Regions from separate parts of the Homo sapiens genome. Here regions 1 and 2 are each linked to region 3. The links are chromatin loops, found by intact Hi-C in ENCODE. Cell type or tissue: endothelial cell of umbilical vein. All regions are shown on one strand. Region 1 overlaps LINC01476 (long intergenic non-protein coding RNA 1476). Region 2 has its middle 4.3 kb from the start of DHX40. Region 3 holds the start of LOC124904040 (a long non-coding RNA gene).

Evidence for each region. A loop is a pair of places that touch in the nucleus more often than their neighbours do. Peaks named below come from ENCODE experiments on the same cell type or tissue, not always from the same donor. Only the 100,000 strongest peaks of a DNase experiment are listed, where the experiment ranks them.
Region 1: it touches region 3 in a loop (2.1-fold over the local background); 3 of 110 quality-filtered maps call a loop at or near these places.
Region 2: it touches region 3 in a loop (2.5-fold over the local background); 9 of 110 quality-filtered maps call a loop at or near these places.

The regions. Positions count from the first base shown.
Region 1 is chr17:59,518,020-59,526,019 of GRCh38, forward strand. All of the region lies in intron 1 of LINC01476 (long intergenic non-protein coding RNA 1476), which reads right to left. Among named protein-coding and RNA genes, the nearest start is that of LINC01476, 4.8 kb to the right of the region's middle. In endothelial cell of umbilical vein, a CTCF peak has its summit at 3,648 (motif pointing right); a DNase peak (open chromatin) is centred at 3,652; H3K27me3 peaks cover 237 bases.
Region 2 is chr17:59,557,263-59,565,262 of GRCh38, forward strand. No RefSeq gene overlaps it. Among named protein-coding and RNA genes, the nearest start is that of DHX40, 4.3 kb to the right of the region's middle. In endothelial cell of umbilical vein, CTCF peaks have their summits at 3,937 (motif pointing left) and 4,152; no DNase peak of the experiment used is centred here; H3K4me3 peaks cover 55 bases.
Region 3 is chr17:59,437,476-59,445,475 of GRCh38, forward strand. The region is part of intron 2 of LINC01476 (long intergenic non-protein coding RNA 1476); the gene reads right to left. LOC124904040 (a long non-coding RNA gene) reads left to right here and starts at 3,198. Exons shown (of 3, transcript XR_007065867.1): 1 at 3,198-3,653; 2 at 3,990-4,161. RefSeq lists enhancers at 3,221-3,330, 3,341-3,400 and a silencer at 5,429-5,634. In endothelial cell of umbilical vein, a CTCF peak has its summit at 3,508 (motif pointing left); DNase peaks (open chromatin) are centred at 2,536, 3,516 and 4,426; H3K27ac peaks cover 3,173 bases.

The DNA.
Region 1 (8,000 bases), 81 kb after region 3:
AAGCCTTCTCTGCCTCCTTCTCTTTCTCTCTTCCCAGTATAGGTACCTCTCTTCTGTGCTTCTGAAATACCGTGAGCATCTAAACATATTGCATACGCGTATTATGTATTTATTTGTTTATGCTCATCGTTGCATATTATATGTTTATTTGTCTACTTCCTCCATTTCATTGTGAGCTCTTTGAAGGCAAAGAATGTGATATATTCTTTTTGTACACGTAGGAGTGAGCAAAGGCACATAAATGTCCAATAAATTTTTTTTGGAAGAGAGATTGAGAGAGAGAATACTATGTTTATTCTTTGAAACCATACTTTTTTTTTCTTCTAGGACAGGAAGCAGCTAAATCATACATTTCATTATCAGGACTTTTGACTGCTCTGAACTGATTTCAAGAAAAATGCCTTGTTTGAATCCAGTAGCTGATGTGGTTGAAAAGCACAAAAATATGCTCCTTTGTTAGTGCAAATTGATTCAATAATTCCATAGCTATCATCGGGATAAAGCACATTTAAGCCACATCGTTCACTGAGAACTTATGTGTTTTAAAGTGAAATTTTCAAGTCAGAATTTTAACAGAGAAAGGCAAAAATTTTTAAATATTGACTTCTAGAAGCTTGAATTCAATTAAGCTTGTTTTGCTAAGAATAATTTTTACTCAAAACTCATTAGTAAATGAAAAGAAACTCATTAGAAGATGTATATGTTGGCCGGGCGCGGTGGCTAATGCCTGTAATCCCAGCACTTTGGGAGGCCGAGGTGGGTGGATCACGAGGTCAGGAGTTCAAGACCAGCCTGGCCAAGATGGTGAAACCCTGCCTCTACTAAAAATACAAAAAATTAGCCGGGCGTGGTGGCGGGCACCTGTAATCCCAGCTACTCGGGAGGCTGAGGCAGGGAATTGCTTGAACCCGGGAGGTGCAGGTTGCAGTGAGCCAAGATCGCGTCACTGCACTCCAGCCTTGGCGACAGACCGAGACTCCGTCTCAAAAAAAAAAAAAAAAGATGCATATGTTATGTACATTTAAAAAATCTCCTAGAATGGAAAGCTATTACTTTTTATTTCACATGCATCATTTCTCTCATTTTAGTATGAAACATTTAAAAATATTTTCCATTTCATCTTTAATTTGACTTAGCCCTGATTTTGTAGACTTTCTCAACATTCTGTGATTATTGCATCAGGACGATGAAATATTTCAAAACAACTATTTTATAAAACAATTAAACTTCTGGAAAAATAACCCATGTTTTTCTTCCGTTATGTCACTTCAAATGTTCATTATTGAAAACTTTCTCAGTACTTTTAATGCTTACTAATCAATTATTTTACAATAATTTATTGAGAAAAAATTATTCTAAAGTATTACTCTAAAGCCTTGGGTAAAAAACATATTTGGATATTTGTGACAAGTAAAACAGAAATGCCAGGCTTCAAAACAGATTAGCTTTGGCAAAGAAACATCTTGCTGAATGTAGACATACAGTATCCTCTCTCTATAAGAACAACTTATGTTAGAATCTGTTGTTGCATATAAAAGTCTTATTTGAGTGGAAACTTGTACATCTGTCAAATGAAACTTTGTGGAAAAGATCAATTCATTTTAGGAAAATAAGTAAAATTAATATGCAGAAAAAATAGCTTTAAAAAAGCAGTGTACGTTCATTAGCAATTTGGATTCAGACAATTTGTCAAAGGAAGCTGCTACTTGTATTTATGAAACTGGGGCAAAATGTTGGCAGTCTTGTCGGGTCATTTTACTTGGAATCATGGACGGCTGAAGCAAAACAGGATCTTAGACATCATCTGGGTCAGGGGTACTCTACTTTCGTTACGCATGGGAGGATTACCTGAGAAGCTTTTTTTTTTTTTTTTTTTTTTTTTTTTTGAGACAGAGTCTTGCTCTTGTTGCCCAGGCTGGAGTGCAATGGCATAGTCTCAGCTCACTGCAAACTCCACCTCCGAGATTCAAGCAATTCTCCTGCCTCAGCCTCCTGAGTAGCTGGGATTACAGGCATGTGCCACCACGCCTGGCTAATTTTGTATTTTTAGTAGAGATGGGGTTTCTCCATGTTAGTCAGGCTGGTCTTGAACTCCTAACCTCAGGTGATTCACCCACTTCTGCCTCCCAAAATTCGGGGATTACAGGCGTGAGCCACCGTGCCTGGCTGAGAAGTTTTTTAAAAAGCCTGCACTCAGACCCTGACCCCTTGTTCCCCCTTTGTTCTCCCCAACTCAATTGGTTTGGCTTAGGGCTCAGAATCAGGGTTTTTTTGTTTTTGTTTTTTTAATTGTGGCAAAATATACAAAACATACAATTTACTATATTAATCATTTGTAAGTATACACTTCAGCGTTATTAAGTGCACTTACATTGTTGTGCAACCGTCACCACCACCCATCTCCAGAACTTCCTTCATTTTCCCAAATAGAAACTCCATACCCATTAATCAGTAACTCCCTATTCTCCCCTCCCCATCCCTTGACAGCCACCATTCTACTTCCTGTCTCTATGAATTCGACCGTGCTAGGTAGCGCATATAAATGGAATCATACACTATTTGTCCTTTTGCTTATGCTTATTTCACTTAGCATAATGTCTTCAAGACTCATCCATGTTGTAGTAAGTACCAGAATTTTCTTCCTCTGAAAAGGCAGAATAATATTCCATTGAATAGATAGATATACCACATTTTATTTATCCATTCATCTGTCGATGGACATTTTGATTATTTCCACTTTTTGGCTACAGTGAATAATGCCTCCATGAACATAGATGTCGGTTTGAATCCCTGCTCCCAATTTTTTTGGCCATATACCTAGAAGTGAAATTGCTGGATCATATGATAATCCTGTGTTTAATTTTTTGAGGAACTGACATAGTTTTCCACAGCAGCTTCACATTTTTACATTCCCATCAGCAATGCACAATGATTCCAATTTCTCAGCATCCTCTCCAACTTAAGTGAAATTTTAATCTTTATTTATGTAACCCTTGATAGTAAAAACTTTTCTAACCCTCTTATCTTTAATTATGCTGTATTTCTAAGTTGCATGGTCCTTTTATAGAGAGACAAGGTCTTGCTCGGTCATCCAGGCTGAAGTCCCGTGGTATGATCATAGCTCACTACAGCCTTGAACTCCTGGGTTTAAGAGATCCTTCTGCCTCAGCCTACCAAGTAGCTAGGACTACAGATATGCACCACCATGTCCATCTAATTTTTAAAAAAGAATTTCCTTAGAGGTGGGGTTTTGCTTTGTTGCCCAGGCTGGTCTGAAACTCCCAGCCTCAAGCGATCCTCCCACCTTGGACTCCAGAAGTGCTGGGATTACAGGCATGGGCCTCCGTGCCTGGCCACAAATATTTAAGTTCTTATTCTTCTATCTTCAACAGATACCTTCTTTGATTATAAAAGCAACACAATATATAATTATCAAAAACCTACAAGTCACATAATCTCCATTTTTCCAGGCTTCACCAAGTTGAGAGTACTCATGGGGCCATATTAACAGTAATACCCAAAAGTTGCTGGCTTTTACTCCCAGGCGAATCTTCTTTCCTTCTGCTCTGCCTTGCCACGTTCGGGGAAGTTCCCAGAAAATCTAAGCATGATTTGGGGGAAGAGTCACTGATGTAATTTCCTAGACAGCCACTGGAGGGCAGCAGCTCCCTCTCACCCCCGACCCCAGCCCTGAAGAGGATGCTGCCATCAGGCCCAGAGCATTCCTGAAGCAGCAAACTCTCAGTCATTGCATGGAAACTCTACAGAAACAGGGGGACTATCCCTCTTCCCAACTCTTGGTCACACGTTGTGACCTGGGTTTCGTAAAGTCCTATGTGGAAACAAGCACATGTCAGAGTCCAAGCTTAATAGCGGGTTGAGAATGTGATACACAACAGGATGACCCTGACAGCCTGCAGCTGGCGGCTATCTAGCGTTCCCTCACGCAAGATAAGCAGTTTTCACAGAATAACAACAATAATCAGACAAGGTCCCTCCGTAACCATGGTGGAACAAGACAATAACAAGATTGCAACTTACTCAATCTGAACATGAACACAGACAAAGACATTAAACAATCACGAAAATAACCAAATAGCCACCCTGATGTAGTCACACGAGTGACTCTAGCCTCCCAGGTAAAAATTAAGACACCCAATCATCAGGCCGGGTGCATTGGCTCATGCCTGTAATCCCAGCACTTTGGGAGGCTGAGGCAGGTGGATCACGAGGTCAAGAGATCGAGACCATCCTGGCCAACATGGTGAAACCCTTTCTCTACTAAAAATACAAACTAGCCGGGCGTGGTGGTGTGCACCTGTAGTCCCAGCTACTTGGGAGGTTGAGGCAGGAGAATCACTTGAACCTGGGAGGCAGAGGTTGCAGTGAGCCGAGATCACGCCACTTCACTCCAGCCTGGGCAACAGAGGAAGACTCCATCTCAAAAAAAAAAAAATTGCACTTTGGGGTTTGCAGCAACCTCTTGTTAGTATTTATCCTATCTAGTGGAGAATTTCTCTTTATTTTAACTACTGCCTGAAAGACACTGCTGTGATACATTAATTTTTAATGTAAGTAGGTGCATAGCTATAATGAAAACATCATAATAAATCTTCATACGTGCTGAGAAGATAATCTTGAAATCTATATTATATAAATATCGTCACTTCAATTTATTGTGTACAATTAATGAAGTTTAAAAATATAAGTTCTGAATAAAATTTACAGTATTCTGCTTTTCCTTTAAGAAGAAGGCTGAATTTATCGTGGACTTTTTTGGTATAGCTATTGTAGATAGGAGTTATTGTCAACTTTATGAGTCAGCTAAGTGAGAAACATATTAAATTATTTTTTTATTGACCTGAATTATCTTAATTGGCTCCATCAAACTCACCAAATATTCAACCCTCAAATTGGCTTTCCTATTCAGAAGATGAAAGCAAACACTGAGAGTAGTTTCTGTTAAAAATGCAATTCCATTTAAAATAAAAGCAGCTGTCTGTTAACTACCATGCCATCAAAATTAGGCTATCACTGCATGTAATTACTTTTAAAATGAAAATTAAAGTTTCAATTATTTTCTTTTATTCAGTGAGGTTAAAAGACATTTTCCCTCTCCAATTTTTAATGTATATTATTTAATAACGATAAATAGAAATGCCAAAATTTTTAAAGGATAAAATGAAGAATATTAAGCATCGTTTATTGTTGCCTAATATTAATAAACCTACTGAGCTTAAAATGTATTTGAGTTATTTCAAATGGAATCATTTTTCCTAGACTGTGTGCTCTCTGAGGGTAGGATAGTGTTTTGTTTCTCCACGGTTTCAAGTTTTATCCAGAAAAACAGGGTTGTCGAATATTCTGTATGAATTGTTTTTCGAACTTCAAGAAACTTCTTGTATGGCCACAAAAGTAATATCATCTATACACTTATAAGAAAATATTAATATATTTTAGTGAATTGAGTTGCATGTGTGGAGACAGATACAAACACACAATATTTTAGAAATAAACAAATCCGGCCAGGTGCGGTGGCTCATGCCTGTAATCCCAGTACTTTGGGAGGTTGAGGCAGACTGATCACCTGAGGTCAGGAGTTTGAGACGAGCAAGGCCAACATGGCAAAACCCTGTCTCTACTAAAAATACAAAAATTAGCCAAGCGTGGTGGCACATGCCTGTAATCCCAGCTACTTGGGAGGCTGAGGCAGGAGAATCACTTGAACCCAGGAGATGGAGGTTGCAGTGAGCCAAGATTGTGCCACTACACTCCAGCCTGGGTGACAGAGCGAGACTCTGTCTCAAAAACAAAAAACAAAAAACAAAAATCCGATGGAGCAGGGCTTCCCAGCCTTTCTCATGTCATGAGAAGAATATATATATATGAATGATAGTAGTTGAACAGCACATTGGGGTAAATTGACAAGACTGCTCTCAGCAGAAGGCAATAACCCAGGGCAGGCACTGCGCACCTGAGACATCCACCAGAACTCCCAAGAGTTTAAAGTGTTCAGAAATGTGCTCGAGCCAGCTCCTACCAGATCCCAAGAGCCAAATGTGTATATATCTTCCCCAATTTGCACTTAATGACAGCTTGCTGGTAGTCTGAAATTGTCCATGGTAGGAGTACTTACACCACGGAAATAAAACAATTATCGAATACAAGCTGGGCCCAACGGCTCACGTCTATAATCCCAGCGCTTTGGGAGGCTGAGGCAGGAGGATCACTTGAGCCCAGGAGTTTGAGGCCAGCCTGGGCAACATAGTAAGACTCTATCTCTAAAAAGTAAGATGAAATTAACAAATGCTACAAATCAAGCCTTTTTTTCCTGGAGAGCTGGTTGTTACACATGTACTTTCACCTTATTGACCCGAGGGAAGGGGTCCATACCTCAGGACATTTATAACTCGCTTGTGGCATACCTGTTGGGCAGCTCTGCAATAAAGTCTTGTTTTTTGTTTTGTTTTGTGGTTTTTTTTTACTCTCCAAATATAAGCGGTTTTTGTTTTTTGTTTGTTTGTTTTTTCAAGACAGAGTCTTGCTCTGTTGCCCAGGCTGGAGTGCACTGGTACTATCTCAGCTCATTGCAACCTCCGCCTCCTGGGTTCCAGCAATTCTCCTGCCTCAGCCTTCCAAGTAGCTGGGATTACAGGCGTGCACCACCATGCCTGGCTAATTTTTGTATTTTTAGTAGAGATGGGGTTTTGCCATGTTGACCAGGCTGGTCTCAAACTCCTGACTTCAAGTGATCCAACCACCTCAGCCACCCAAAGTGCCAAGATTACAGGTGTGAGCCACCGTGCCCGGCCCAAATATAAGTTGTTTTATACAAATCGTACCAGGCAGCTGCTCTGTAATTTGATTTTATTATGTAGAATAAAAATTTAAAGTCTGGGTGCAGTGGCTCACGTCTGCAGTCCCAGCACTTTGGGAGGCCAAGGTGGGCAGATCACCTGAGGTCAGGAGTTCAAGTCCAGCCTGGCCAACATGGCAAAACTCCGTCTCTGCTAAAAATACAAAAATAATTAGCCAGGCATGGTGGTGGGTGCCTGTAATCCCAGCTGTTTGGGAGGCTGAGGCAAGGGAATTGCTTGAATCCAGGAGGCAGAGGTTGCAGTGAGCCAAGATTGCGCCACTGCCCTCCAGCCTGGATGACAGATACTCAGTCTCAAAAAACAAACAAACAAAAATTTAAAACATTCTATGTCAAGCTTGAGTAAAATAAATTTTAGAGTAAATCCACCTTGAGGCTAGAACATCATGTGTAAACACTAGCAACTAACTATAGATAAGACAATATGGAGGGAGGAAAACCTCAGTGAAATTTAAGTTTCGCCCAATCACCTTACAAATGAAGCTCAATTCACAAGTCCCATAGTCTCAGACAGAGCTGTCAGTACATTCTTAGTTCTGTAGCCCCCTACATACAAGTGAGAAAGAAAGTTTTTATCATTAAAAAACAGAGACCAAAACAAATAAACAGGACAACAAAATGTAGAGGTATTGAGATAATGCAAGAAGTAAAATAAATAAATAATAAAACTGTTAAAGACGTCTTCAGAGAGATAAGAGAAGATACGCACTTATGAAATAATACAGAGCCCTTGGAAATTGAACATATAGCAGGAGCAAAAACTTTAATAAAGGAATTGGAAGATGAAATTGAAGACTCTTTTAGAAAGAAGAAAAAAAAGACAAGAAAGTGGAAATTGAAGAGAAAAAAAATAAGGAACCTATTGGATCACTGCAGAATGTCCAATACCTGCCTATAATGTGAAATCCTGCATGGCAAGGATTTTGTATGTTTGATCATTGCGTAGAATAGAACCAGACACACAGTAGGCCATCAATAAATAGTTCTGCAAGAAATCAATTTTCAGAGTGTAAGGATCCACTCAGAACAAGAATGGGGAAAGACTCATGCCAACACACACGATTGTGAAACTTCAGAACATCAGAGACAAAGGGATCTTCAAAGCCTCTGGAGAGGAGAAAAA
Region 2 (8,000 bases), 120 kb after region 3:
ATCTCCAAAAAAAAAAAAAAAAAAAAAAAGTTCAAGGAAGAAACCCAGCCACAGCAAAACAAAAACCAGTTGGATCCAGAGATGCCTGAGTTGGAGATGAACTTTGGAGATTTCTCCTCATTAGCATACTAAAAATCCACCCAGGAAGGAGCTATTCTCCATTTGTATGTAGAGGCGTGATCGCAGACTGGGCCTGAGCTGGCTCTACTCCACCTCTACATATGATAACTCAGCTAACCTGCCTAATAAAAGCCTTTTTATCACCTTTGTTTAGGGAGACACTGCTTTGGGGATTTATCCCCGATATCCTCCTTACTTATTGTAAGTAATAAAATCCCCTTGTTAAATCTTCCTTGGTTGTGGTATTGGACTGTCACTGGCTAAGTGATCAAACCCACCCATTGTGTGGGTAACAAAACTATACACTAAAACTATAACATTTGGAAATTATGCCCCAATAACCTGACCGCCCCCTCAAAAGCCTTCTCACAATGCTTTTCACAGATTTTTTTTTTTTGAGATGGAGTCTCGCACTTTCGCCCGGCTGGAGTGCAGTGCTGAGATCTTGGGGCTTTGCAACCTCTGCCTCTGGGGTTCAAGCGATTCTCATGCTTCAGCCTCCTGAATAGCGGGGATTACAGGCGCGCGACACATGCACAGCTAATTTTTGCATTTTTTTAGTAAAGACGGGGTTTCACCATATTGGTCAGGCTGGTTTGGAACTCCTGACCTCAGATGATCTACCTGCCTCAGCCTCCCAAAGTGGTGCTGGGATTATAGGTGCCAACCACCGCTGCTGGTCTTTCCTCAGATTTTAATGGTAATACTTGACAGAGCAGGAACATTGCCATCTTGGACAAGCACTGCTATTCTAAAGTTCCCCTTGATCAAAAACTGCCTAATCCAAAAGGCATCAGCCTAATGGCTAAGGTCAGCATGACCATAAACCGCAAATGACATCTCTGACCGGAAACCTTCCAACCATAAGATAAACCCCTCCCCGACTGGAGAGATGTCAGCCCCAAGATAACCTTCCCTCCAACCAGAGACATTCCAACCCCGCAATAAACTTCTCCCCGACACAGAAATATTACAAGCCTGTGATAAATTCTCTTGCCCTGAACTCTTAAATAATCTTAGTCTGTAAGAGAGGGCCCCTGACTGAAATCGGCCAAAAGCCCCTCTCAGGCTTATTCTCTAAAATAAACCTGTCTTTGACTGTTGAGCCGCTTTTAATGTTTCTTTCCTCTTTCTTTAATTCTTACAATACTTAAATATGTAAGCTCCTTTTTTTTCCTATGAAAAAATTGTATCATAACTGAGAAATCAATAAGGACAATAAAAATTAAGATATTAAAATAAGGCCAGGTGTGGTGGCTCACACCTGTAATCCCAGCACTTTGGGAGGCTGAGGCAGGTAGATCACTTGAGGTCAAGAGTTCCAGACCAACCTGGACAACATGACAAAACCCTGTCTCCACAAAAAATACAAAAATTAGCCGGGCCTGTTGGTGTACGCCTGTAGTCCCAGCTACTGGGGAGGCTGAGGCAGAAGAATTGCTTGAACCTGGGAGGTGGAGGTTGCAATTAGCCGAGATCTCACCACTGCATTCCAGCCTGGGTGACAGAGTGAGACTCCATCTCAAAAATAAATAAATAAATAAATAAATAAATATAAATAAAATGGAAAGAATTTGCAATACAAAATCTATGTGCCTTAAGGTAAGTCCTACTAAAGACATGCAGTAAATGTTTATTTATGTTTCAATCTGTTTCACTTTTTGATTTTATGAGTTAAATGTCAATGAAAAATTTTTTTCAGAGAAATAGTACTGTTTCATTTTTCTTTTAAATAATGTTGATCTGAAATTTCTCAAGTAAACCCAGCTTGCCACCTTCAGGTCACTGAAAGATTTACAGAGACTATAGTCAGAACACTAATACTGCATCTTTCTCAATAATCCATAATTAATAATATCTTGATCACTCTATTGTGCCTTTGTCAAATGCACTCTATCTAGAATCTTTCCCTAGCATTTACTGGAATCTTCCCAACTTTCAAAGCTCAGTTCAAATGTCACTAACTCCTAGAAGCCTTCACTGATCACTCTAGCTAGTTTTTCCTCCTCTAAATATTTTATTTCCTTGATTACTTGTAATCTCACTGAAGGTAATAACCATGTCCTACACATATTTTATGCCTCTGCGTGGCTATTAAAAAAGGTGCATATAAGAATTGTGCATTCTAGCTGGACGCGGTGGCTCATGCCTGTAATCCCAGCACTTTGGGAGGCGGAGGCAGGCGGATCACCTGAGGTCAGGAGTTTGAGACCAGCATGGCCAACATGGTGAAACCCCGTCTCTACTCAAAATAAAAAAATTAGCCAGGTGTGGTGGCAAGCGCCTGTAATCCCAGCTACTCAGGAGGTTGAGGCAGGAGAATTGCTTGAACCCGGGAGGCGGAGATTGCAGTGAGCTGAGATCATGCCATTGCACTCCAGCCTGGGTAACAAAGTGAGACTTTGTCTCAAAAAAAAAAAAAAAAAAAAAAAGAATTGTGCATTATAATATTTACTGAATGAACACATGAATGAATAAATAGGAAGCTAGAGTAAACATTGAGCTTTCACTTGGAAGAGGTCCCATTTTACTAGTAAATTAACGGGAATTCTACACATTTATTAAAGACTATATGCATACATATAAAAGCACAATTTTCATTGACAACTAGCAGTGTCTCAATCTCTATTAAGCTCTCAAACAATATTGTTGATGAATGATTTAATGACTATTTGGTGACTGGCTTTGTGATAACTACTCAAATCTTAATATCTAGACATTTAAAGAGAAGAAAGTGTGATGATATCTTTTACTTTTTTTTTTTTTTTGAGACAGTCTCACTCTGTCACCCAGGCTGGAGTGCAGTGGCATGATCTCAGCTCACTGCAACCTCTGCCTCCTGGGTTCAAGTGATTATCATGCCTCAGCCTCCTGAGTAAGCTGGGATCACCGGCGAGCGCCGCCACGGCTGGCTAACTTTTGTATTTTTTTGTAGAGATGGGGTTTTACCATGTCGGTCAGGCTTGTCTTGAACTCCTGGCCTCAGGCGATCTGCCCGCCTCGGCCTCCTAAAGTGCTGGGATTACAGGTGTGAGCCATAGCACCTGGCTGCTATTTTTTACTTTTGGACTGAACGTGAGATATTTCTCTTGTTTTGTGATATGGCCATACCATCTAATTATTTTCCTCTAAACCCCCAAGTTGCTAATATACTATAAGCTTATTAATAAAATATGTAACCGTGGCATGTAGTCCACCAATACATGACTCAGAAAAATTCCCAAATTTTTTGTCTAGTTCCATTTAGTTTAGGGCATGAGGTTTTCTTTCATGTTTACATTCTCTCTAGAATGAAGTTCCCCTCTCTCTCTTTCAAGGTCTACATGTATCCAGGACTACTAGATGAAAAACTGGTCATAGATGTTTGTTTCTGGTTTTTTAATGGAGAAGGGAATGGTCCACACTTGAGAATGGTTTATCTCCTTGAATTCCTTCCATTAGAATTTTCTTTCTTTCTTTTTTCTTTCTTTCCTTTTTTCTGAAACAGGGTCTCACTCTGTCACCCAGGCTGGTGTGCAGTGGCACCATCACAGCTCACACTGCAGTCTTGTCCTCCTGGGCTCAAGTGATCCCCCTGCCTCAGCCTCCCAAGTAGCTGGGAATACAGGCATGCACCTCCATGCCTGGCTAATTTTTGTATTTTTTGTAGAGATGAGTCTTGAGATGGGGTCTCACTATGTTGCGCAGGCTGGTCTCAAACTCCTGGTGTCAAGTAATCCTTCTGCCTTGGCCTCCCATCGTGTTGGGATTACAGGCATGAACCACCACATCTGGCCCCATTAGAACTTTCTAACAAAAGATGATCTTTCTCCTGCCCCCTAGAGGGCTGTTTATCCCTTCTGTCAGTCCTTCCTTTCTCATTATATCCTCTCCACTCTCTGCCCTCTGCCTAGGCCCAGCCTTATCCATCTGAGAGAGGAAGTAACCAGTAATTTGAGCATGCACAGAAGGCTCTGATTTGGGACCTCATGTCAGCAGTGTCTTTGGATTTTTGTTTCTGCTTTGTTGAGGGCTGAACAGGAAGATAGGCCCATGGGTTACCAGTGAGATAGAAAAAGGGGAGGAAAATACAGAGAAACAATCGGATTCACATTTTGGGATACAAATCCACCACAAATGCAAGTTTATAATACCTATGTGGGCTAAAAGTTTGTTCTCTCTCCTCCAGTCCTTTATCTTTCCTCAAAATGTGAACTTGGTATTTCTCCCTCATCAGTATCAGTTTCAACTCTCCTAAACAAATCTTCTAATTGTACCCCAATACTTTCATTGACCAAGTCTTCTCTTAATCACCACATACACACTGTAGTAGCGGCATCTTTTTCCAGCTATTCTTTTCTCTCCCTTTCATTTACCCTAGTTGATTCTAACCAGCCATCCCCAAGTGTATTAGGTACATTTTCAGTTTGCTCGCGAATTCTCATTTACTCACAATATGGCTTCTGTCTGCTTCCCTTTACCAAGACAAGTCTTGTTTTGGTCCAATTAATGAGCTTTTAAAAAATCCATGTAGCTTGATACCATTGCTCACTCCTTCTGTGAACAATTAGGTTCTGTTATTAATTAGGTTTGTACATATCACCATTTTTCTAGCATTTTAAACTTTCTGGTTCTGACTGTAATAATATCTTTGATAATTTTCCTTTTTTTTTTTTTTTGCTTTATTTACTCCTTTTAACCATCACAACAGTGGTCCTATACTTTTCTTTCTTTCCTGAAGATGATTTTAAAATTCCATTCCATTTTTGTAAATCTGTAATGTTGAGTCTCTTTTGGATGCTCTGAAACAGGTTGCTTGGATTGTGGAATATTTTGAAAGACTGCTTATGAGGCAATAGCAGCAGGGTGCAATTCAGACTTCTCACACTTCTTTAAATACCAGTTCTTTCAGGAGTTTTTTTTTTTTTTTGAGACAGAGTCTCACTCTGTTGTCCAGGCTGGAGTGCAGTGGTGAGATCTTGGCTCACTGCAACCACCACCTCCCGGGTTCAAGAGATTCTCCTCCATCAGCCTCCTAAGTAGCCGGGATTACAGGTGGCTACTACCACCCTAGGCTAATTTTTTGTATTTTTAGTAGAGATGGGGTTTCACCATGTTGGCCAGGCTGGTCTCAAACTCTCAACCTCAGGTGATCTGGCCACCTCAGTCTCCCAAAGTCCTGGGATTACAGGCCTGGTCTCAGGTTTTTAATGTAACCCAAAGATAAGAAATAGATTCAATGTCGTTAGGGACACTGACCTTTCTTCCCAGATTCAACCCATTTATTTTCTATTTTTACTCTGTACTTGAGTTTTGTTTGTCATTGTAATTTGTAAACTCACTGGGTAGGAAATAATTGTTGATCTTCTAATTTAGAATAGCCCCAAGCACATGGTTATCATGGTAACATGCTTTAAATGTCCTTGGTTATAAAATGAACAATGTTAAACATCACTTGAATTTTTCACTTTTATTTTTCTTCATTCTTTGCTTGCAGGTTTTATATTCTATACTCTCAATAGGTGGTTCTCATACAAGAATGGGGTCAGTTCTATTAGAGTTACAAACATTGGAAGAAAATACATTATTTTGGTACCAAAATCTAAATACTTCCATCTCCCAATGCAGTTTAGTGGTTATTAGTGTGACTTTGAATCTTGGCCCTCTTAGTTCTTTGTTTTGTCACCACAGGCAAGTTTCTAACACAAAAATTAGGGATAGTAATAACCTAACTGTATGAGTTTTTGTGAAAAATAGAGGAAATAATTTACAGTTGAAACCTGAACAAGGTGGGGTTAGGAGCACGAGCCTTTTGCACTGTAAAAATCTGCATATAACTCTTTTCTTTTTTTTTCTTGGAGACAGAGTCTCGCTGTCACCCAGGCTGGAGTGCAGTGGCGCGATCTTGGCTCACCCCAACTTCCGCCTCCCAGGTTCAAGTGGTTCTTCTGCCTCAGCCTCCCGAATAGCTAGGACTACAGGCACGCACCACCACACCCAGCTAATTTTTTTGTATTTTTAGGAGAGATGGGGTTTTGCCATGTTGCCCAGGCTGGTCTTGAACTCCTGAACTCAGGCAATCTGCCCACCTTGGCCTCCCAAAGTGCTAGGATTACAGGTGTGAGCCACTGCATTGGGCCAAAATCTGTATTACTTGACTCCCCAGAGCTTAACTGTTAATACCAACTATTGCCTGGAAGCCTTACCAATAACATAAACAGTTAATTAATACGTATTTTGTATATGTATTATATACTGTATTCTTAAAGCAAGCTAGAGAAAATAAAACATTAAGAAAATCATAAGAGAAAATATATTTACTATTCATTAAGTTTAAGTGGATCATCATAAAGGTTTCCATCCTGTTCAGTAGGCTGAAGAGAAGGAGGAGGAAGACAAAGGGTTGATCTTGCTATCTCCAGCTTAGCAGGTGCAGAAGAAAAAATCTGCCTACAAGTGGACCTGCGAAGTTCAAACCAGTATTGTTCAAGGGTCAACTGTATCAGAAAGATTTGACTACTATGAGCTAAGTGGTAATCATCATTGGTCTGAAATGATGATTTTTAGAAAGTGACTTTATTATATCACTGATAGAGATGCCCTATACTGAAATACTGAGATTACCAATACCTTGCCTGTACCACAAATGTATTTTTGCCATTTTGCTTTCTGTTTCTATAATATTTTGAATTCCTAACATGATCCAGAAGGCTGGGAGATGCTCCTAATGAAAGAGAGAAACCTGGAATGTTCTCCTATTTACCAGATTGCTTCCTCTCATACCCAGGTTTTGAGATATAAAGTTGTTACAAAGTTCCAACTTATTTGGTATCATTCAAAATCTGATGAGCTTGCATTTTAAGAAGTGTTGATCAGTTCCATTTAAAAGCAGTTGGTATGAGTTCACTTTATTTTTTGAGGTGGAATCTCGCTCTGTTGCCCAGGCTGGAGTGCAGTGGCATGATCTTGGCTCACTGCAACCCCTGCCTCCTAGGTTCAAGCGATTCTCCTGCCTCAGCCTCCCGAGTAGCTGGGATTATAGGCGCGTGCTACCACACCCGGCTAATTTTTTTTATTTTTTTATTTTTAATAGAGACGGGGTTTCACCATATTGGCCAGGCCGGTCTCGAACTCCTGATCTCAAGTGATTCATCTGTCCTGGCCCCCCAAGGTGCTGGCATTACAGGCATGAGCCACCATGCATGGCCATGACTTCACTTCAAATGAGCACAGAAAAATCTGGGGGCCCAACAACCTTATGGTACATCTTTTGAAGCCTGGTCAGACAAGAGGGTCTTTAGGTGATGGTGAAGTGACAGTTTTGAGTTGTCTTCTTTGGTAGTAAGTGTTGGCTAATTCTAACAGCAGGAACAATTGAGGAGTCCAACAAACAATCTTGTTCACATTGCAATGATTTTGTTACAGTTGACACTAATTTAAAAATTGGCAGGCTCTAGACCAGAAAGACCTGCCCCCAAAGTACCTTTTCTGAAAAAGTTGCCCTGCCTCAGATGCTGTGTATCTGTTGAACTTTTCAGCTACTGTGGTTTCCAAGGAATGCACCTCTATCAAAAATGAGCTTAATTCCTAAGGAAGTCAATTATTATTCCTCCATTCCAGCAAAGTCAACAAATATTGACAGCCCACCTTGAATCACTGTGCTGGGCCCTGGATGTAGCAGTGTTTTAATATTTCGACTCTTGTGGGGGGGGGCTTTACAATCTAGCTGGGCAGAAGAGGAAACATGCAAATAAATTAAAATGCAGGGTCCTATGAGGGAAATGAACAGCCTTGGTGACCTAAGTTTTGATAATAACATAACTAAAAGTTCGGCTCCACAACTCAGTAGCTGTGTGCCTTGGACAGGTCATATCAGATTAGGAAAGGTGAGAATGAGTTGA
Region 3 (8,000 bases):
GGGCTCATGCAATCCTCTCGCCTCAGCCTCCAAAGGTGCTGGGATTACAGGCATGAGCCACCGTGCCCAGCCTGGGAGAACTCTTCTAAAGAACTATGTAAAGGGTATTATGTCCCCCCAAATGATCTGGAGTCTCATTTCCTGGTGTTACTTCAGGAAGCTGTGGGGTCAGCTCCCTTTGTGTGCTTTCCCTCAGGGGCCCAGTGGGCTGCTCTGACACTGTTCACTTCATCCCACTATTTCACCTCTGGGACAACTCTTTTGGTTGCCACATATGTGCAAGGATGAGAAGGATACAATCACACCACCTCATTTGGAAAATACACGCTGAGACTCTTGATTTCATCTTCTGTGGAATGACTTTTGCTTTGCAAACTAAATCTGGATGTTAAGACAGGGGAACAACCGCAAGTTCCCCATTTTCATGTTAACTCCTGGCCCTCAAGGATGATTAACTTTAGAAACTGAAAACGCATTTGGGCTAATCGTTTATGAGATCTGATTAAGAGCTTTACAGAGAAGATTTGCACCGCTGTTAAGAAAGGCTCTAGCAATTCAGGAGAATGCACATGTAAGGGATTTCCTTCCACCGGATTAGAAAGAAGAGCTAGAAAACACAGCTGAAGACACGAGAGAGGAAGAGGTGAAGACCTGCCTGTACGAATCCAAAGAAAAAAGTCTGTATGTGGGTGAACACATCTGAAGAAGTTCCATGAGAACCACTGACTAAAATGTAACGTGACTAAATAACGTGTGTGCAGCCACGTTAATGTGTGACGTGTGTAGCTGCAAGGATCTAGTGAAAGTCTGGGAATATGCATAAAAGAATTAAGTATTTGTAGGCCACTGTCTAGAATTTACAATTTGCCTCCTCCCAGATTTGTCCTGATCCGTCCACTTGCAATGCCCTTCTCTGTCTTTCCTTCTCCATTAATACATGCTTATCACCTTATTCAAGAGCCAAGGAGAATCTCACCACCTGCAGGAAGACTGCCCAGACTGACCCCTCTTAACTGTAATCATCCTTTTTTTTTTTTTTTCTTTTTTAAGACAGAATCTCACTCTGTCATCTAGGCTGGAGTGCACTGGCCCGATCTGGGCTCACTGCAACCTTCGCCTCCTGGGTTCAAGCAATTGTCCTGCCTCAGCCTCCAGAGTAGCTGAGATTACAGGTGCACACCACCATGCCTGGTTAATTTTTGTATTTTTAGTAGAGATGAGTTTTCACCATGTTAATCAGGCTGGTCTCAAACTCCTGGCCTCAAGTGATCTGCCTGCCTCCGCCTCTCAAAGTGCTGAGATTACAGGCCTGAGTCACCACACCTGGCCTCTTAACTGTAATCATTCTTTTAAATGCACCCTCTCCAAATGTGTGTGTCCTACATGTCCTAGGGGAGCCCACACGGCATTAACGGCATCTTTCTTAATGATCATTTTCATGCCACTTTCCATATGTGTGGTTTGTGTTCCTAAACCAGTCTACAAGCTCCTTGAGGTGGGGACTATTTGGGAGGAGAAAGGGTGTGGTTTGTTTGGTTGCTGTTGTTCTTGGCCTTTTCTCTTGGATATCCTAAAGCAGTGCTTCTTAAACTTTAACAAGCACATTAAATGCTTATTATTGTTACATATTATATGCTTATTAATGTTACCTGTTAAATATTTATTAATGCTAAATGCTTCTTACTAAAATGCAGAGCTGATTTAGTAGGAATGGGTTGGGCCTGAGATCCTGCATTTCTTTGTCTTTGTTTCTTCTCTCTCTTTCTTTCTTCCTTTTCTTTCCTTCCTTCCTTCGCTTTCTTTCTTTCCTTTTTTTTTTTTTTTTTTCTAAATGGAGTTTTGCTCTGTTGCCCAGGCTGGAGTGCAGTGGTGCAGTCACAGCTCACTGCAATCTCAAACTCCTGGGCTCAAGCAACCCTCCCACCTCAGCTTCTCAAAGGAGCTGAGACTATAGGCGTCTATCACCATGCCTGGCTAGATTCTGCATTGCCAACCTAAGTGCGGCTATTGGTTGGAGGACCACACTTTTGAGTGGCAAGGCTTTGTAATTCCCAGAATAGTGCTTCAACATAAACAAGCAAGACTTTTGGTAGTATTCTAGGAAAATTCCCTTCTGAGGCCCAAGCCCTTCAAGCAAATTCTACCTTGCAATAAGGCGTTTCCTCTTTGATCACTAGACTGCCCCCTAAATTAACTGCAGCCTGAGGACATGCTTTTGTTATAGTGCAGTTGTTTGAATTTGTGTTTAAATCTAGGAATACAGATAGTTTTACTAATGTAATTTGAGAAGATTGGTGAGTTATTTTGGGTATGCATGGCCTAGCCCTGCAATCCTAGGATTCTCTTGATAAGCGCCACAATTATACCAGCTGATCCCATAAAAAGGCAAAACAGTCTAGCCCGCATAGAGTGCTGACAGCTGTAACACCCCCTTCTGGACGAGGGGTCTTCGCTTTTCCCCCAGGTGGGTTAGGTAGCTGGAAGCAGACATAAAGCTTTTATTTTCCTGTGCCTGGTAAGTCTCTGTTTCCTGTGGAAAGTCCCACTTCATCAGAGGCAAAGAATTCTCTCTTAGTTTCACCTCTGAAGCTAGGAAAATTAGCCTTTAACCATACTAAATAGACTTCAATAAACGTTTTTCTATTTTCTTTTTAAATAGAGACAGGGTGTCCCTATGTTACCCAGGCTTGTCTCAAACACCTGGGCTCAAGTGATCCTCCCACCTCAGCCTCCCGAAGTGTCGGAATTACAGGCATGATCCTAGCCAATAAATGTTTTTTAACTGGGAGGGACAGACCAGAAGGATAAGCCGGCACTAATGAAACCAGAAAGACACTTGGCTGGACTCCTAGCATGACACCAGCAAGAGGAAAGTCAAGGCCAGATGCCATCGCTCACACCTGTAATTCTAACACCTCGGAGGCTGAGCTGGGAAGATCTCTTGAGGCCAAGAGTTTGAGACCAGCCTGAGCAACATGGCAAGACCACCCCCCTCCCCATCTCTACAAAAAGAGTAAAAAATTAGCCAGATCTGGTGGTGCATACCTGTAGTCCCAGCTACTTAGGAGGCTGAGGTGCTTGGGCCTGGGAGTTCAAGGCTGCAGTGAGCTATGATTGCCCCACTGCACCCCAGCCTGGGTGACAGAGCAAAACCCTGTCTCAAAAAAAAAAAAATAAATAAATAAAGGAGAGTCAAGTCTCTCAGGGCCTTGGTTTACTTATCTGTAAAATGAAGGTATTGGGCTAGAAGATTCCTAGCAGCCCTAACAGGTTAACTAACAGCCAACTTGGGAGAAAGGCAAAGAGACAAGAATTCCAACGCTGGCTACTTGACAGCACAATGTGACTGGAGTCTCTTGGCTGACTTGTATTCTCTCACTGGTCTCAGCCCAAATGCTTGCCCTGATATGGTACTAAGTTATCCCTTCCTAGAAAAGTTGGTGCCTCACATCCGCCTGCCTGTTGTAGAAAGACGTGAAAAGACACGCCCTGTGCTGCCACCTAGTGGTTCCTCTTCTATCAAGGCAGGGTAGACTCTTCCTTTCTGTTCTCCATCCACCGGCTATGAGGGTCTAACAGGAGAGACTAAAAATAATGCACTTCCAGGTGCCACCGCTTTAAGGGAATCAGGGACTATGACTAAGAACTACAAGGTCTTCTAAACTTTATAATTTCCTCCGTATTGTTATTTCCTGTCTGTTTCGCTGCAGCGATTAGCAGTAAAACTCTAAAAACAAAAATGACCAAGGTTGTTTTTAAGGTCAGCAAGGAAGCAGGGAACTGGGGAGAGACAGCACCCCAGGGTTTGAGGTAAACAACACCAGGAGATGGAGTGGGTGGAAGGAGCTGAATAGCGGAAAGGAAAGAGGGTGAAGTCCTCTGGCTTGTTTGAAAAAGGAAAGAGGGGGTGGGAGGATGAAGTTGCCTTTTAGCTGGAATGAAAGTCATCATCTTAATAGCATTGTCATTCTTTCCTGTTTTGTCTTTAGATGCACAAATCTGTTTTCAAGCCTGGAAAATGAAGCAAATGTGTGGTTTTCAGCTACTGTTGCAGTTCAGGGGCCTTTGTAGCAAATGATACTCCCCTAGACTAAGGATCCGAAATACAAATGTCTATAGAAAGGCCACGCAGATATCGTACTTGGATGGAGGCAGCCAGAGGTAAGGCTGTTGGGAGTGGTGGGGACTGTGGTAAACAGGAGAGTACTCACTCCATCTAAGGAAGCAGAAACAACCAGTCCCAGGTGATTATGGGCCTAACCAAACCGTGTACCCACATTGCTAGATCTTTCACATTTTCAGGAGAAGCTGGAAACTTGGATTATTATGTGAAGTCACCTTATTTTTAAATGTTGGCGGCTAATGTTGCTTAAAAACAAACAACAGTACTCTGAGCCAAATAAAACATATCAATGAGACATATTTAGCTCAAAGGCCAACTCTTTGAAAACATGAATACAGAGCATTTTGCAATCTGGAACGCTAAAGCACTAATATGATTTTTTCAAGGCATGTGGTCTTCTTCTGAATAACAAATGACAAGGCAACAAGCAAATACCAGGTAAACTGGGGAACTGCAAAATGCTTTGTGTTACGATTTGTTAAAATTGACTATTGTGCCTAGAAATTTATATAAAGAGCTAGTTTGTTAATTTTTCATGTCCAACTGGAAAGCTCTGATATATTCTTTCAATAAATCATGAAACATTTATTGAGCACCTAATATATGCAAAGTAAAGATAAATAGGCTGGGTGCCGTGGCTCACACCTGTAATCCCAGCAGTTTAGGAGGCTGAGGCGGGAGGATTGTTTGAGCCCAGGAGTTCGAGAAGAGCCTGGGCAACTCAGGAAGACTTCATCTCTTCATCTTCATCTTACAAAAAATTTTAAAAATTAGCTGGATGTGGTGGTGCATGCCTGTAGTTCCAGCCACTTGGGAGGCTGAGGCAGGAAGACTACTTGAGCCCAGGAGGTCAAGGCTGCAGTGAGCCATGATGGTGCCGTTGCACTCTAGCCTGGATGACAGAGCAAGACCCTGTCTTAAAAATAAATAAATAAATAAATAAATAAATAAATAAATAAATAGGCTGGGTGCCGTGGCTCACGCCTGTAATCCCAGCACTTTGGGAGGCTAAGGCAGGTGAATCACCTGAGGTCAGGTGATTAGCTGGGCATGGTGGTGGGCCCCTGTAATCCCAGCTACTCGGGAGGCTGAGGCAGGGAGAACTACTTGAACCCGGGAGGCGGAGGTTGCAGTGAGCTGAGATTGTGCCACTGCACTCCAGCCTGGGCAACAGAGTGAGACTGTCTCAAAAAAAAAAAATACATAAAATAAAATAAAAATAAAAAAATAAAAATTTAAAAAGATAAATAAAACTTTTCCTATAAAAAGTGTCAGATTGTATTTACTTTATTTCTTTTTTCTTTGTTTTTTGAGACACAGTCCCAGTCTGTCTCCCCAGCTGGAGTATAGTGGTACGTTCTCAGCTCACTGCAACCTCCACCTTCTGGGTTCAAGCGATTCTCCTGCCTCAGCCTTCTGAATAGCTGGGATTACAGGTGCCCACCACCACGCCCAGCTAATTTTTGTCTTTTTAGTAGAGACGGGGTTTCACCATGTTGGCCAGGCTGGTCTTGATCTCCTGACCTCGGGTGATCCACTTGCCTTGGCCTCCGAAAGTGCTGAGATTACAGGTATGAGCTATGATGCCCAGCCCAAATAGTAAGTATTTTAGGCTTTGAGGTCCATTCAGTCTCCATCACAACTATTCAGATCTGCCTTTGTAGTCACAAAGCAGTCTTAGCCAATACATAAACTAATGGATATGGCTGCGTTCTAATAAAACTTTATTTACAACAGGCAGCAGTCCAAATTTGGCCTGTAAGCCATAGTTTGCCAATCTCAGATGTAGAAGATTTAAGAGAGCTTGCAGCCTAATGCAACAGTTTTATTTTTAAATATTTACATGTTTATATTTTGCCTACTAAGACAAGGAATTAGAGTAATATTGCTATGGTTTTTACGTTATATTTTGGGTGACAACACTGATTTTTTTTTTTTTTTTTTTTTGATACAGGGTCTCACTTGTCACCCAGGCTGGAATGCAGTGGCTCCATCATGGCTCACTGCAGCCTCAACCTCCTGGACTCAAGCGATCCTCCCCTCAGGCTCCCAAGTAGCTGGGACTATAGGCATGCATCACCACGTCTGGCTAATTTTGTATTTTTTTGTAGAGACAGGGTTTCGCCGTGTTGCCCAGGCCGGTCTCAAACTTCTGGGCTCAATTGATCCTTCTGCCTCAGACTCCCATAGTGGTGGGTTTACAGGTGTGGGCCACCATGGCTGGCCAAAAACATCATATTTTTGACTACAATAGTTACTTCAGTGGAGTGGTTCGATTTCTCTGTGTTTTGGTTGGACTTGAATCTGTTGTGTGGCTCTCACCTGTAGTCCCAGCTACTCAGGAGGCTCAGGTGGGAGGATCGCTTGAGTCTAGGAGGCAGAGGTTGCAGTGAGCCAAGATTGTGCCACTGCACTCCAGCCTGGGTGGCAGAGCAAGACCCTGTCTCAAAAGAAAAAAAAAAAAAAGAAAAGCGGCCAGGCACGGTGATTCATGCCTGTAATCCCAGCACTTTGGGAGGCCAAGGAGGGCGGCTCACCAAAGATCAGGTGTTCGAGACCAGACTGGTCAACATGGTGAAACCCCGTCTCTACTGAAAAAAAAAAAAAAAAAAAAGCTGGGCATGGTGGCATGCACCTGTAGTCCCAGCAACTCAGGAGGCTGAGGCAGGAGCATTGCTTGAACCTGAGACATGGAGGCTGCAGTGAGCTAAGATTGTGCCACTGCACTCCAGCCTGGATCACAGAGACTCCGTCTCAAAAAAAAAAAAAAAAAAAGAGAAAAGAAAAGAAACTGTAGTGAAGAGGCAACATGAAGCTGAGTACACTTGATTGTTTCCAGAGTCCTAGAACTTCCTACCTGGAACTTTCAAAAATATGTTCTAAAGAGAGCAAATGAAGCAGTATATCATTTTATTTATTTATTTATTTATTCATTTATTTATTTATTTTGGAGACAGAGTCTTGCTCTGTCACCCAGGCTGGAGCACAATGGTGGGATCTTGGCTGACCGCAACCTCCACCTCCTGGGTTCCAGCGATCTTCCTGCCTCAGCCTCCCAGGTAGCTGGGACTACAGGCGCCCGCCACCATGCCTGGCTAATTTTTTGTATTTTTTAGTAGAGATGGGGTTTCACCGTGTTAGCCAGGATGGTCTTGATCTCCTGACCTCGTGATCCGCCCGTGTCAGCCTCCCAAAGTGCTGGGATTACAAGCGTGAGCCACCGCGCCCAGCAAAAATTTCTGAATAGGGATGCTTCCATTTGGCCTCATGACCCTTCCCTCTTCTTCCTGACCTAGAACACAGATGCAATAGCTTAGAGGTTCGGCAACCATTTTGTGACCGCAAGGACAAAAACAACAAACTAAGGATGGTGGAGTGGAGAGAAAGAGGAAGCTTTAATGATATCATTGAGCAGCATCACTAGCCCTGAGTGGAATACCTTTGGGTTTCTTATTACATGAGAAAAAATACAGTCCCCATGGAGTAAAACCATTATTATCTGGCTTTCTATTACCTGCAACCTAACCCTAAGCCTTTCTATTTGGGGCTATTTAGAGTTTCCTCCTATTTTCACAGTCCATCAACATTGCTCAGGAAATGAAAACGCAACAGCGATCTGGCATGCAATGCAGTTGTATTAACTCCCCCTCTTCCTGTGCCACTTTAAAAAGTTGAAGTTAACATTATTTAAAATCTTGTTACAAACTCAAATAACATATAAAGATCAAAATCCATTGAGTTTCTTAGGAAGAAGTCTTATTACAATACATCAACATCAAGTTCAAAGAAAATGTTCTGTAATACAGCTAAGAAAATCAAAGCGATTGTCAACAGATTTTTTTGAACTTGTTTTAGGTAGCAAACATTTTATGCCAAC